Linked DNA regions of Homo sapiens: region 1 is linked to region 2. A link is a loop called in an ENCODE intact Hi-C map of the cell type or tissue named here. Cell type or tissue: HCT116. All regions are shown on one strand. Links, peaks and the distances in the headings refer to the core of each region. The heading gives the core; the rest is flanking DNA.

The links. Hi-C counts contacts between places; a loop is a spot of excess contacts. Peaks named below come from ENCODE experiments on the same cell type or tissue, not always from the same donor. Only the 100,000 strongest peaks of a DNase experiment are listed, where the experiment ranks them.
Region 1: a loop joins it to region 2, with 10 times the contacts of the local background. A loop is called at or near these places in 4 of 110 quality-filtered maps.

What each region holds. Positions count from the first base shown.
Region 1 is chr2:129,761,676-129,767,473 of GRCh38, reverse strand. No RefSeq gene overlaps it. Among named protein-coding and RNA genes, the nearest start is that of LINC02572, 110 kb to the left of the region's middle. In HCT116, for the core only: a CTCF peak has its summit at 2,978 (motif pointing left); a DNase peak (open chromatin) is centred at 2,963; H3K27me3 peaks cover 8 bases.
Region 2 is chr2:129,921,183-129,926,980 of GRCh38, reverse strand. It overlaps LINC01856 (long intergenic non-protein coding RNA 1856), which reads right to left and starts at 3,804. Exons shown (of 4, transcript NR_110285.1): 1 at 3,700-3,804. It also overlaps the pseudogene PLAC9P1. RefSeq lists enhancers at 2,868-3,681, 3,682-4,497. In HCT116, for the core only: a CTCF peak has its summit at 2,974 (motif pointing right); a DNase peak (open chromatin) is centred at 2,970; H3K27me3 peaks cover 316 bases.

The DNA.
Region 1 (5,798 bases), core at 994-4,993, 160 kb after region 2:
ACCAATCCAGGCCACGGAACTACTTTCCTTACGTTTCTGGGCAGGGACCTCTTGCGTGTGGCCCATCTCTCTGGGAGATGGAAGTGCTACGACACAGGGTTTAGGTGGCGTCCCTGCTCGCTTCTCATTGTAAGGGGGAAGCTGGGCTGCCTGGGGAGAGGCTGGGAGCTCCTGCCCTGCAGCCCTCTCCTCTTGCCTTCCAAATCCTGTGTTAGACATCCTGGATCCATCCTTCCATTTTCTTTTCTTGTTTTGAATTTATAAACAACAGAAATATATTCCCCACAGTTCTGGAGGCTGGGAAGTCCAGCATCACAGCACTGGTAGGTTCAATGTCTGGTGAGGGCTACTCTCTGCTCCAAGGTGGCTCCTTGAATGCTGTGTGCTCCAGAGGGGAGGGTGGTTTTCTTGTGCTTCCTTGCATCAGCTCTCCTTTCCTGTAGATCCCCTTAGCTTTATTTTTAAATCTTTCTGGCACTTTTAAACAAAGTTTCATCATATTTTCTTCTCCAAGAGTGTTTTCGTGTCTCCTATTTTCCTGATCACCACTCCGTCCTTCCCTCAAAGGTGACCTCATCCTCGTTGCTTCATCTCATCCTGTCACCCACATCATTTCTATCCATTTCCCCACTGGTGGGCATCTGGGAGCAATTGTGTGGCAGACATTCTCATGCATGCCGCTGAGGACAGTGTGGATGGGGCGACAGTCCCCAGTGCGAGGAGTGGTGATGCCTGGGAGTGTGTCATAGTGCACACAGCACGCAGCTGCTCTTGGTGACGAGCGTTACTTCACTGTGGCCACAGCATGGGGTGAGCTCTCTCCCGGGAGGCTGCCATCTCACTGGGACACACGCTCCTCCGCTGAATGCTTTTCAGTGGCTTCTTGTCGCTCTCAGGATGAGAGCAGCACATGGAGCCCCTCACGGACTCACACTGCCTCGCTCTCACACACCATCCAGCTGTGGTGAATGACTTGCTGTCACCCCAAGTCACGGGGTTCCCTGAAGCCCATGTGAGTTCAGAGTGCATGGGGGGCAGGCAGTGTGGCCATTCAGATGATGCCTCTGAGGTCAGGCCCCTTAATGTCCTCACTTCCCCCTACTCCCCGGGACTCTCAGTTTAAGCTGCTGCCTGCACGTCCTGCTCCTGGAGGCTGCACAGGCAGGTGGGCTGAGTGGGGCTGGTGAGGCATCCTGGGCAGCTGTCCACACACCAGGGCTGGGCCCAGGACCCAGGGTGGCTCAGTGCGGACTGGGTGGGGTGTCACTGGGTCCTGCTTTGGAGCTGCAGGGTTTCTCTGGGTTGTTAGAGTGAGTGATTGAAGAGGCGCCATCCTCCCCTCCAGTCTGACTCAGGAAGAAATCATGCCCCGCTGCCGGGCTCCGTGGCTCTCCAGATCTTCCTGCAAACACTCCCAGCCACATAGGTTAACCCGTGCTTGTTTTGGGATTGGCGGCACTGTGTCAGGCTGGGAAGCTGCATGGCAGTGTCGGGAGGAGGAGGTGATGGCCAGCTCTGTCCCAGAAGGAAAGGAGGCAGTGGGGCATCAGGGGAGAGACTTGTAGAACTCTGGGGTGGGTGAAGGGGGGCACCCCAAGCAGGCTGCCCTCACTTTTTCTCGATAGCAAGCACACAGCCCACCCCCGAGGAGAAAAGCCCAGAGCACGCCTGCCCTCCTGGGAACACGGCCACTGACATCGTTTCCTGGGGCTGCTGCAACAAACCGCCACACACCAGTGGCTTCAAACAACAGAGATTTATTCTCTCAAAGCTCTGGACGTTGAGGTCTGAAATCAGTCATCACTAGACCCAAATCAAGGTGTCGGCAGGACCGCTGCCCTCCGGAGCTCTGGGGAGAAGTCCTTCTTGCTAGTTCTGGCTTCTGGTAACTGCTGTAGTCCCTTGGCTGTGGCCCTGTGTCCCTTGAGTCTTCGCCTCCCTCCCTAAGGGGCTTGGGATTGCACTACACCCACCAGGAAAGCCCAGGGTGATGCCCCTGTCCCCAAAGAGCCTTACTGCCCTGTAGGGTGTATGGGTCAGGGTGTATTGGTCCAGGGAAATAGAATAGAATACATATGTTCATACAGATGGACACACAGAGAGAGGGAGAGGCAGGGAGGGGGGGATCAGGAGAGAGGGGTTCCTCTTAAGGAACTGGAACCTCAGGGCTTCTCTGATGCACACTTCGGGCACTGAAAGTGCCCCCGTGTGCTTGACCTCAGCACCTTGGTGCCCACCACAGGGCCTGGCATGACCAGCACTGGGCACCATCTGGGTGGAAAGAGATGGAATGGTGAGTGGGTGGGCACATGGGGCTGCCCAGAGAGCACCCTCAGACCTCCTCGAAGTGTGTGCTTCCACAGGGTGGAGTGGGTCAGCCATGGTGTCCATTATGGAGGCTGGCAAGTCTGAAACCATGCAAGGAGGGTGGGCGGCTGGAGACCCAGAGAAGCATCCCAGCTGGAGTGGGAAGGCCATCTGCTGGCAGAGTTCTGCTTTCCTCAGGAGGCGGGAGTTGACTCTTAGTCTTTGCTCTGAAAGCCTTCAACTGGTTGGATGAGGCCCACCTACACTATGGAGGGTGGTCTGCTTCGCTCAAAGTCTACTGATTTAAACATTAGTCTTATCTAAGAAGCACCTCTGAAGAAAGATCTAGATTTGTGTGTGACCAGGCAACTGGGCACAATAGCTTAGCCATCATATAGGATGACATGAGTTGCAGGGATCAGGACGGGGACATTTATCGGGGCACTGCTCAACTATCCCCTAGCCCCAGAACCTTTGCGGGCCGGTGCTGTGCTCGTCCAGCCAATGTCCCCCCCTCACCTAGATGGTCAGGTCCTTCCAAGGATGGACGTGAAGGCGGCTAGCTCCATGTTGTGGTGCAGGAGCACTGGCTGAGCCAGACGGCCTGGTCTTGGTCCCAGCTCTGCCACCCACTGGTGGTATGGCCTTGGGCAAGTCACCTGATCCCTCTCGGCCTCAGTTTGCTCATCTGAAAAGCAGGGACTGTTGCCATGGTAGTCCTTGCGAGGATTAAATGAATAGAGGCAGAGTTCCCTCTTGCCCTGTGCCCTCCCAGCATGACAGCAAAGCCTCCTGTGGCCCTGGTAATGTCTATGGATTGACAGTCACCTGCCTGGCCGGCCTGCCATTTCATTCTGGTGCAGTTGCGCTGACCCGGGGATTTTTATTATTTCCATTTTACTTAGTCGGAGAAGCAGTAAATTTATTTTAAGGTAATGATCTTGCTTTTTCCTCTTGTTCCCATAAATTATGACTCAACAGGTCTTGCACAAACAGTTTGGTTTGATATCTCCCATTAATCTTTGCTATATTTTGTAAGCGAACTTCAGTGCAGTGAACTGGGTTTTAATTAAATCTTGAAATTTCCAGTATTTCACAGCTCACTGTGGCATTGGACTATAAAGGGAGGAGGCCATATAATTTCATAGGCAGCAGCTCCCTTTACTACAAATATGCAAAGTAGAGCTTGCTTCCTTCAGAATTCTTGCTCTAGACCATTTTATTTTCCTGGCAACACCTGCTAGATGTCCTTCTTTCTGAAATAAGCAGGGTGTTTGGGGACTCCAGGGGGAGGGGACAGAAATGCAAAACATGTCGTCAAGGAAAAGGCTGTCATCTCTACAGAGCCCCGTCCAGGGAGCCCTGACACCTTGGCCGAACCCACTCCACCTGTGGAAGCACACACTTAGAGGAGGTCTGAGGGTGCTCTCTGGGCAGCCCCATGTGCCCACCCACCCCTCACTCCATCTCCTTCCACCCAGATGGTGCCCAGTGCTGGTCATGCCAGGCCCTGTGGTGGGCACGGAGGTGCTGAGGTCAAGCACACAGGGGCACTTTCCATGCCTGGAGGGTGCGTTGGAGAAGCCCTGAGGTTCCAGGCTCTCAGGGCGCCATTTGGCATCCAGAGGGTGGCATGGAGTGTGCGTTGCTCATCTAAGTCATGATTCTACTGTTCTGTGGCAGACAAATTCCACAAATGCTTCATCTCATGGGACACTCTCCCCATTGCCCAGGCCACGTGGTTCATGCAAACCTGTGGTCAGGGCTCTGCTGGGCACAGTCCATCCTGCCACAGCCCAATGCGGGCCCACCCAGCCTGGCTGCTCCCTAGTGGGCTGAGCACTGAGCCACGTAACCTGCAAGGGCTTGGGGGCTTGGTGACCTTCAGAGGAGCACTGTCAGCTGCTGCTGTCCTTCCATGGGGATGCTCGCTGGGTTCACACAGGCAGGCACTAGTGTGTCATGCTGCTGAGCTCTTCCTGGTCCCAGGTAACATTTCCCCTTCTCTTTCCCCCACGCCTCTGCTCCCTGTGGGATGGTGTTAGGTGGGCGTCAGGAGGACGGCAACTTACGGCCTAAACTGTTCACATCAGTCAGGGCAGTAAGAGGGCCGGTAAAGTGCACTTGTTACATGGAGAGGCTTTGGGCCAGACAGCCTGGTTTTGACACCTCCTTGCTGTGAGACCCTGGGCCACAGGCTTGACTTCTCTGAGCCTCTTGGCATTTTTTTTTTTTAATCCCTCTCTGGCAGAGGAGGGGATGCTCATCAGATATTCTGTCTGCTCCCCACACTTCCTAGTCTTTTTGGGGGTCAGGCTGGGACAGGTGACTTGTTCTGGCTAATGAGCTGTGAGAATAAGTGCTGTGTATCACCTCTGAGCAAAAGCCTCCAGGAGCCAGTGCCCACCCTCCAGGGAACTGTGCGTTCTGGTTGATTCAGCTCCAGCCAGTGGTGCCTCCTCCACCTGAAGCCCTGAGGGAGATTAGACTTTGTGCAGTAAAGCCACTGGGATTGGGAGCATTGTCACCCTGGTGTGACAAGCCTGTCCTGGCCATGCTATCTTCTGCCACCACACTGTGTGTGAGGCCCACGGAAGGCCCACAGCAAATGCTGTCTGTTAAATGAATATACACGGCCTTACCTTGTTCAGGTAGCAGCAGACTAAGAGGACCTGGAATTAGTGGATTTCCCAAGGTGCCTCTTATCTGACCTCTGACATGTTCTAGAACATTCTACACATTAAAAGCCACAGAGCCCAAGGGGTTCAACAACTTTCCCAGGTCATGCTCTGGAGAAGCACCTTATGTGTTGTCAATGGCACTTCTCTTTCATCATTTAGCTGTTCCAGAAAGCATGCTAAGCACCTACTCTGCACTGTACACTGTGCTTGGGACTTGGCTGCAGTAAGCCTAGCTCCTGCTCTCAGCAAGCTGCCAGCAGTGGGCAGGAGCTGGGCAGCAGGGCCTGGTGATGGCAGTGCTGGGGTGTCTGAGACCAGCCCTGCAACCCTGCTCCATAGTGCCTGCACGGCTTTCCTGGTGCAGGTGCAGTTTTGCATCAAACATTTATTAAGCAGCTACTGTGTGCTAGCACTGTGCTAGGCTCCAGGGACCCATATTGCTGTGAGCTTAGTCCTGCCCACTAGAAGTGCTCAGTCAGGAAACAGGAATGTATAACAGCATTTCCGACTGGCTGTGGTGGGCCCCTCCTTCTGCCTTGTGATTCCACCTAGCTCCACAGGTGCCCAGTGATGGAGCCAGAGATATCACTGCATGGCCCCATCTCCCCTACAGGTGAGTGTCAGTGCTGGGCCCGGAGGTGCCCTCCCAGAACAGATGGCACCCAGCCATCAGCGCCTGGTCCCACCGGGGCTGTGACAAGAGGGTGCACGGCTGGCCATCTCGGACAAGTGGGGACAGTCCTGAGGGGTGTTCTGTGCTCCACAGGGCCCTGCTGCTTGGCCACAGCTGTGCAGCCTGATCAGCCCGGC
Region 2 (5,798 bases), core at 832-4,831:
TGCTTTTCCTCCACTCCTAAAAGTGCTGGGGTGAAATTTAGCAGGGCCTTTCCCATGCTGTGTTTCCAGTCCTTATTTTGCTAGACCTCCCTGCTGCTTTCGGCTATGCCAACACTTTTCATCCCCTGTAGAATCCGTAAAGCTCTTGGCTTCTCTTGACTGCTGGGGCAGCACTCTCCTTCCTGAGTGTCAGTGTTCTCCAAGGTTCCAGCCAACCCTGATGCCCCACAGGCATCTCAGGGTTACCAACTCTGAAATCCGAGCTTGGAATCAGGGATCTCAGACTTCTGTTGTGAAGGTTGATGGTGCCTGGAAGAGCTAACTCAAGGAGAACAGTGCTCAATCAGGAGTTGAGCGGGTTGAATGGCAGATCCTCTGCTTATGAGTAGTGACTCTGGACACATCCTTTCACCCTTCTGTGCATCAGTTTTCCTACATGTAGATTGGGCATAAGAACAGGCTGTTGGAGAGGTTAAGTGATCACCCTACATGGTGCATGGTAAGCACTCATCACATGACAGCTGTTACTAATGGGTTCCCAGTGTCAATGCTGCTACTGAAATACCTCCTCTCATTTTCTTTCTCACTATTCCTACAGCTACTCGGGAGGCTGAGGCAGGAGAATCGCTTGAACCGGGGAGGCAGAGGTTGGAGTGAGCTGAGATTGCACCATCACACTCCAGCCTGGGCAACAGAGCTAGACTCCATCAAAAACAAAACAAAACAAAACAACAACAACAAAAACAAACATCAGAACTGGTTTATGAAAGCCTCTTGGTTAAAGCTCTGTCCCCTTGGCTTCATTTCCAGGACTTCCCTCTCCAGTCTCTCTCCCACCCACCCTGTATCTCCAGCCACTGCAGGCTCCCTGCAGGGTTTGCACAGTGAGCCATGCTCTTTCAGGCCTCTCCATCATTGCAGGTGCCATTCTTCCTGGCTGAAGCCCGCCTTCCCTTCCTCCCTGGGCTTCACCTCCTTGAGGAAGTCCATCTGGGTCTGTAGGTGACTGCCACTGTAGAGATTGGTGGGATTGAGATAACTGACAGTCGCACACTGACCCCCACCTGGGCCATCCTCTTCTTGCTCTTGAGTTTGCTTTGAGGACTGACCTCACTTGAGCCCAGTATTTACAGAAGTCTCTGGCATTGTGGAAAACTAAGGGTCCCACAGTGACAAGACTTGTTTTCCCACAGCTGCAGAACCCTTCATCGCTCCCTGAGGAGACTCAGCTCAGAGCACAGCATGTGACAGACACATGGCTATGCAATGCCATCTAGATGTCATAGAGGAGGTAACAGGGTGCTTTGGAAGGACATGTGGTTTCAGGACCACCTTCTAGGATGATGTTTTTATGGGCAGATGCAAGCTTGCTTTGGAATGTCAGGACATCAGGCCAATCCTGCCCTGGGGCCACCTTGTCCAACATCACCCTCCCATCTAGGCTGCCAGGCTGGCGAGCCCCCAATGGACCCTGCCTCCCCTAAGGCCTTACTTACCCCCACCAGGACATTTCAGCATCATTACTGGATGGGAAGGTGGAAATCCAGTCACTGTTTTGTTATATAGCCACGATTCCTAACTTGTGTGGGGAAAAGTTTACATCTTTATTGTCACAAGCCTTTAACTGAAATTGAGCATTCCCATTCATCATAAATTACAGACAGCAAGCCGTGGTGTTAATAGTACTATAACTTTGTCACCAATAGAAATCCAGATAATTTCATCTTCTTCTAGTTATGAATAGAAGAACATTTATATCATTCATTATGTCAAAATTTCAGTTGTTGTTAGGCCTGATGTTAGATCATGTGAGTTAGTGAGTTAATAAATACATTTTTTTTTTTTTGAGGCAGGGTCTCTGTCTGCCGACAAGGCTGGAGTGCAGTGGTGCAGTCTCGGTTCACTGCAACTTCCACCTCCCAGGCTCAAGCAATCCTTCCACCTCAGCCTCCCAAGTAGCTGGGACTACAGGCACATGTGCCACCATGCCTGGCTAATTTTTGTATTTTTTTGTAGAGGCAAGGTTTTGCTATATTGCCCAGGCTGGTCTCGAACTCCTAAGCTCAAGCCATCCACACACCTCAGCCTCCCAAAGTGCTGGGATTACAGGTATGAGCCACTGTGCCCGGCCAATACATATATCCAAATTTTTAAATTTTGTTTTTGATGGAGTCTTGCTCTGTCACCCAGGCTAAAGTGCATGGTACAATCTCGGCTCACTGCCATCTCCACCTCCCAGGTTCCAGTGATTCTCATGCCTCAACCTCCTGAGTAGCTGGGACTACAGGCATGCACCACCATGCCCCGCTAATTTTTTGTATTTTTGGTAGAGATGGGGTTTCACCATATGGCCAGGCTTGTCTCAAACTCCTGATCTCAAGGGATTTGCCCATTTCGGCCTCCTAAAGTGCTGGGATTACAGACGTGAGCCATCGTGCTGGGCCAAAAAGTTTAATTTTAAATATTTGAATTTTTTTTTTTTTTTTTTTTTTTTTGGCAGAGTCTCTCTCTGTCGCCCAGGCTGGAGTGCAACGGCATGATCTCGGCTCACTGCAACCTCCATCTCCCGGTTCAAGCGATTCTCTTGCTTTGGCCTCCCGAGTAGCTGGGACTACAGATATGCATCACCGTGCCCGTTTTCTTTTTGTATTTTTAGTAGAGACAGTTTTCCCACATTGGCCAGGCTGATCTCGAACTCCTGACCTCTGGTGATCCGTCCACCTCGGCCTCCCAAAGTGTTGGGATTATAGGTGTGAGCCATCACGCCTGGCCTAATACTTGAATAATATTTTAAAGCAATTGGTGCTCTTGGTAATTCTATATGTTTTATTTTTTGCATTTAAGGCATTATTCTGAGAAGAGGTCTGTAGGCTTCACCACACTGCCAATGGGGTCCATGGCATACACAGGGAAAAACCATTAAGAACCCTGAGTAAATTTCAAAATCCCAGACCTGTCATTTGGCAGAGACACCACCAGGGAGCAGAATAACAAAAAGAATGTGAGCTCCAGGCTGCAAAGTCCAAAAGGGAGAAGGTAATCTACACGCGCTTTATCCAAACCTGTGACTGAGTGCCAAAAAGGAAGGAGCCTTAGAGAGCGAGCCCCATAGGATATTGTCATCTGGGGAGATTGAGGCAGGTAGGCGCAGAGCCTGAGTGAGGAAAACCCAGGTCCCGCAGCTCCCAGTCCTTTTCCACTGCACCCCACTGGACCGCCAGCTGCTTCTTAGGACCTGGCTAATGAAGCAGAACGTGGCACCACTCCTGTCCTGGACGTTACCCACCTTCTCACTCTAGATGGTAGAGAAGACCGTGGATCACCTGGGGACACAGGTGAAAGGCCTGCTGGGCCTGCTAGAGGACCTGGCCTGGAACCTGCCCGGGGGACCCTTCAGCCCCGTCCCCGACCTCCTCGGAAAAGGTGAGCAGTGCAGGTGGCAGAGGACAGCCTCTGGGCTGCTGTCATCTGGCGCTGTGCAGGCGAGACGGGGACGGCTGCTACGCCGCACAGGTGTAGCCTGGATAGCAGGGAGGGTCCCAGCGCCCCCTGGGGACGGAATCGGGACCGCATCATCCCTGCTCCCCTCCCCTACCACCCCGCCCCCACACCCGGTCGCTGCCTCCCAGCGTCAAATGAGGTTCTGGAAGAGCCGGCCCTAGATGACATCTCAGCACAACCCCGGCGCAGAGAAGCTACCTGCTTCATTGGCCTTCTCACGACTGGAGCTCCTCAGTTCCTTTCATTTCCCCCTGAGGAGCCACTCCTGTTCCACCCCAAAACCGTCGCAGGGAAGACGGGCACCCCCACTGATCAGGCAGGGATGGGGTTGCACTCTGTTCTCTCCTTGATCCCTGTGTCCCTGGCGCAGGAGGAGTTCCCGGGGGCTGGGGAGGGGAGGGAAGGCACTGCTGAGCACCACGGGGGCGGGTACCCTGCAGCACCCCAGCTTGCTCAGTGGAGGCCGCTGCTTTCTTTCAGATGGCTTCTGAGCCCCGGAGCTGGAGCCCAGCAGCTGGAGGTGGTGCACCTGCCAGGCAGCACCCTCTGATAGCCAGCGCTGTCCTCTCGCCTTCCTTCCTCAGCTTCGTGTGAAATAAAAGCTACTGTTTTTGGTCTCCTCTGTGTCTGCTGACAGAGTAACCCGTTTACAGCCCCCTCTCCCTCCACTTCCATGCCTGGGGGAGGCCGGCCACCCCCTCCAGGCTCAGACCTGGGGACACGCCCACTCCCGCCATCTGTGCTTTAGCATTCCCTTATTTATAGGGGCAGATGGAGCAGGGGTTGATTCACAGAGGTGGGGGCCCTTCGAGTGGCCTTGCGTCTCAAAATGTGGCCATAGGTGAGAAGCAAGGGGAGCACGGTCTCAGGACCCACCCGGACTCCTTAATCCAAATCTGCATTGCAATCAGACCCCCAGGGAATTTATGTGTCCATTAAAGAGGTTTGTTGTTGTTTTAAAAAAAATTTCCTATGAAGTGGAATTCAATGTAAAATTCATCATTCTAACCATTTTAAATTGTGTAAGGCTGGGGGCAGTGGCTTACGCCTATAATCCTAGCATTTTGGGAGGCCAAGGTAGGAGGATCACTTGAGCCCAGGAGTTTGAGACCAGCCTGGACAACATGGTGAAACCCCATCCCTACAAAAAATACAAAAATTAGCCTGGCATGGTGGCATGGTGGTGCATGCCTGTAATCCCAGCTACTCAGGAGGCTGGGGTAGGAGGATCACCTGAGCCCTGGAGACCAAGGCTGCGGTGAGCCATGATTGTGCCACTGCACTCCAGCCTGGGTGACAGAGTGAGACCTTGTCTCAAAAAAATAATGATAATAAAATAAATAAATTGTACAAATGCAGTGGCGTCCAGTACATTCAGAAGTTGTGCAGTCATCACCGCCAGTTCCAGAACATTGTTCTCACTCTAGAAAGAAACTCTGTATCTATCAAGCAGTCACATCCCATTCCTGCTGCCCCCCACCCCCCCTGGAAACCACTGATCTCTGTCTCCATGAACTTGCCTCCTCTGGACATTTTAAATACAGTAGTCCTGCTTTATCTGTGGTTTCACCTTCCATGGTTTCAGTTACCTGAAGTCAACCACAGTCCTAAAAGATTAAACTCCAGAAATAAACAATATATGAGTTTTCAATTGCACATCATTCTAAGTGGCGTGATGAAATCCCTCGCCATCCCACTTTGTCCCACCCGGGACATGAACGCTCCCTTTGTCCAGCATGGTCCACGCTGTCTACACTTCCAGCCTGTTAGTCACTTAGGAGCCTTCTCCGTTACCAGGTTAACGGCCACAGTATCACAGTGCTTGTGTTCCAGCAACACTTCATTCACTTAATCAAGACCCAAAGTTCAAGAGCAGTGTTGCTGGCATACGTGGTTGTTTTTCACGTAACTCTCCCTTCACAGAAGCTGGCATATTGTTCTAGTTTTTCTATTTTATTCTTAGCTATTGTTACTAATCTCTTATGGTGACTAATTTATAAATTAAACTTCATAGGTATGCATGCATAGGAAAAAACATAGTATCATAGAAGTAGATACTATTGTAGTTTCAGGCATCCACTAGTGGTGTTGAAATCTATCTCCTGAAGGTAAGGAGGTACCACAGTAAATAGAATCATACAATATGTAGCCTAGCTGTATCTGGCTTTTTCCTCAGAGCATAATGTTTTCAAGGGCCATCTGTATTCTAGCATGTATCAGTACTTCATTCCTTCTTATGGATGAATAATGTTTCATAGTATGAATATACCACATTCTATTTTTTTTTTTAGACAGAA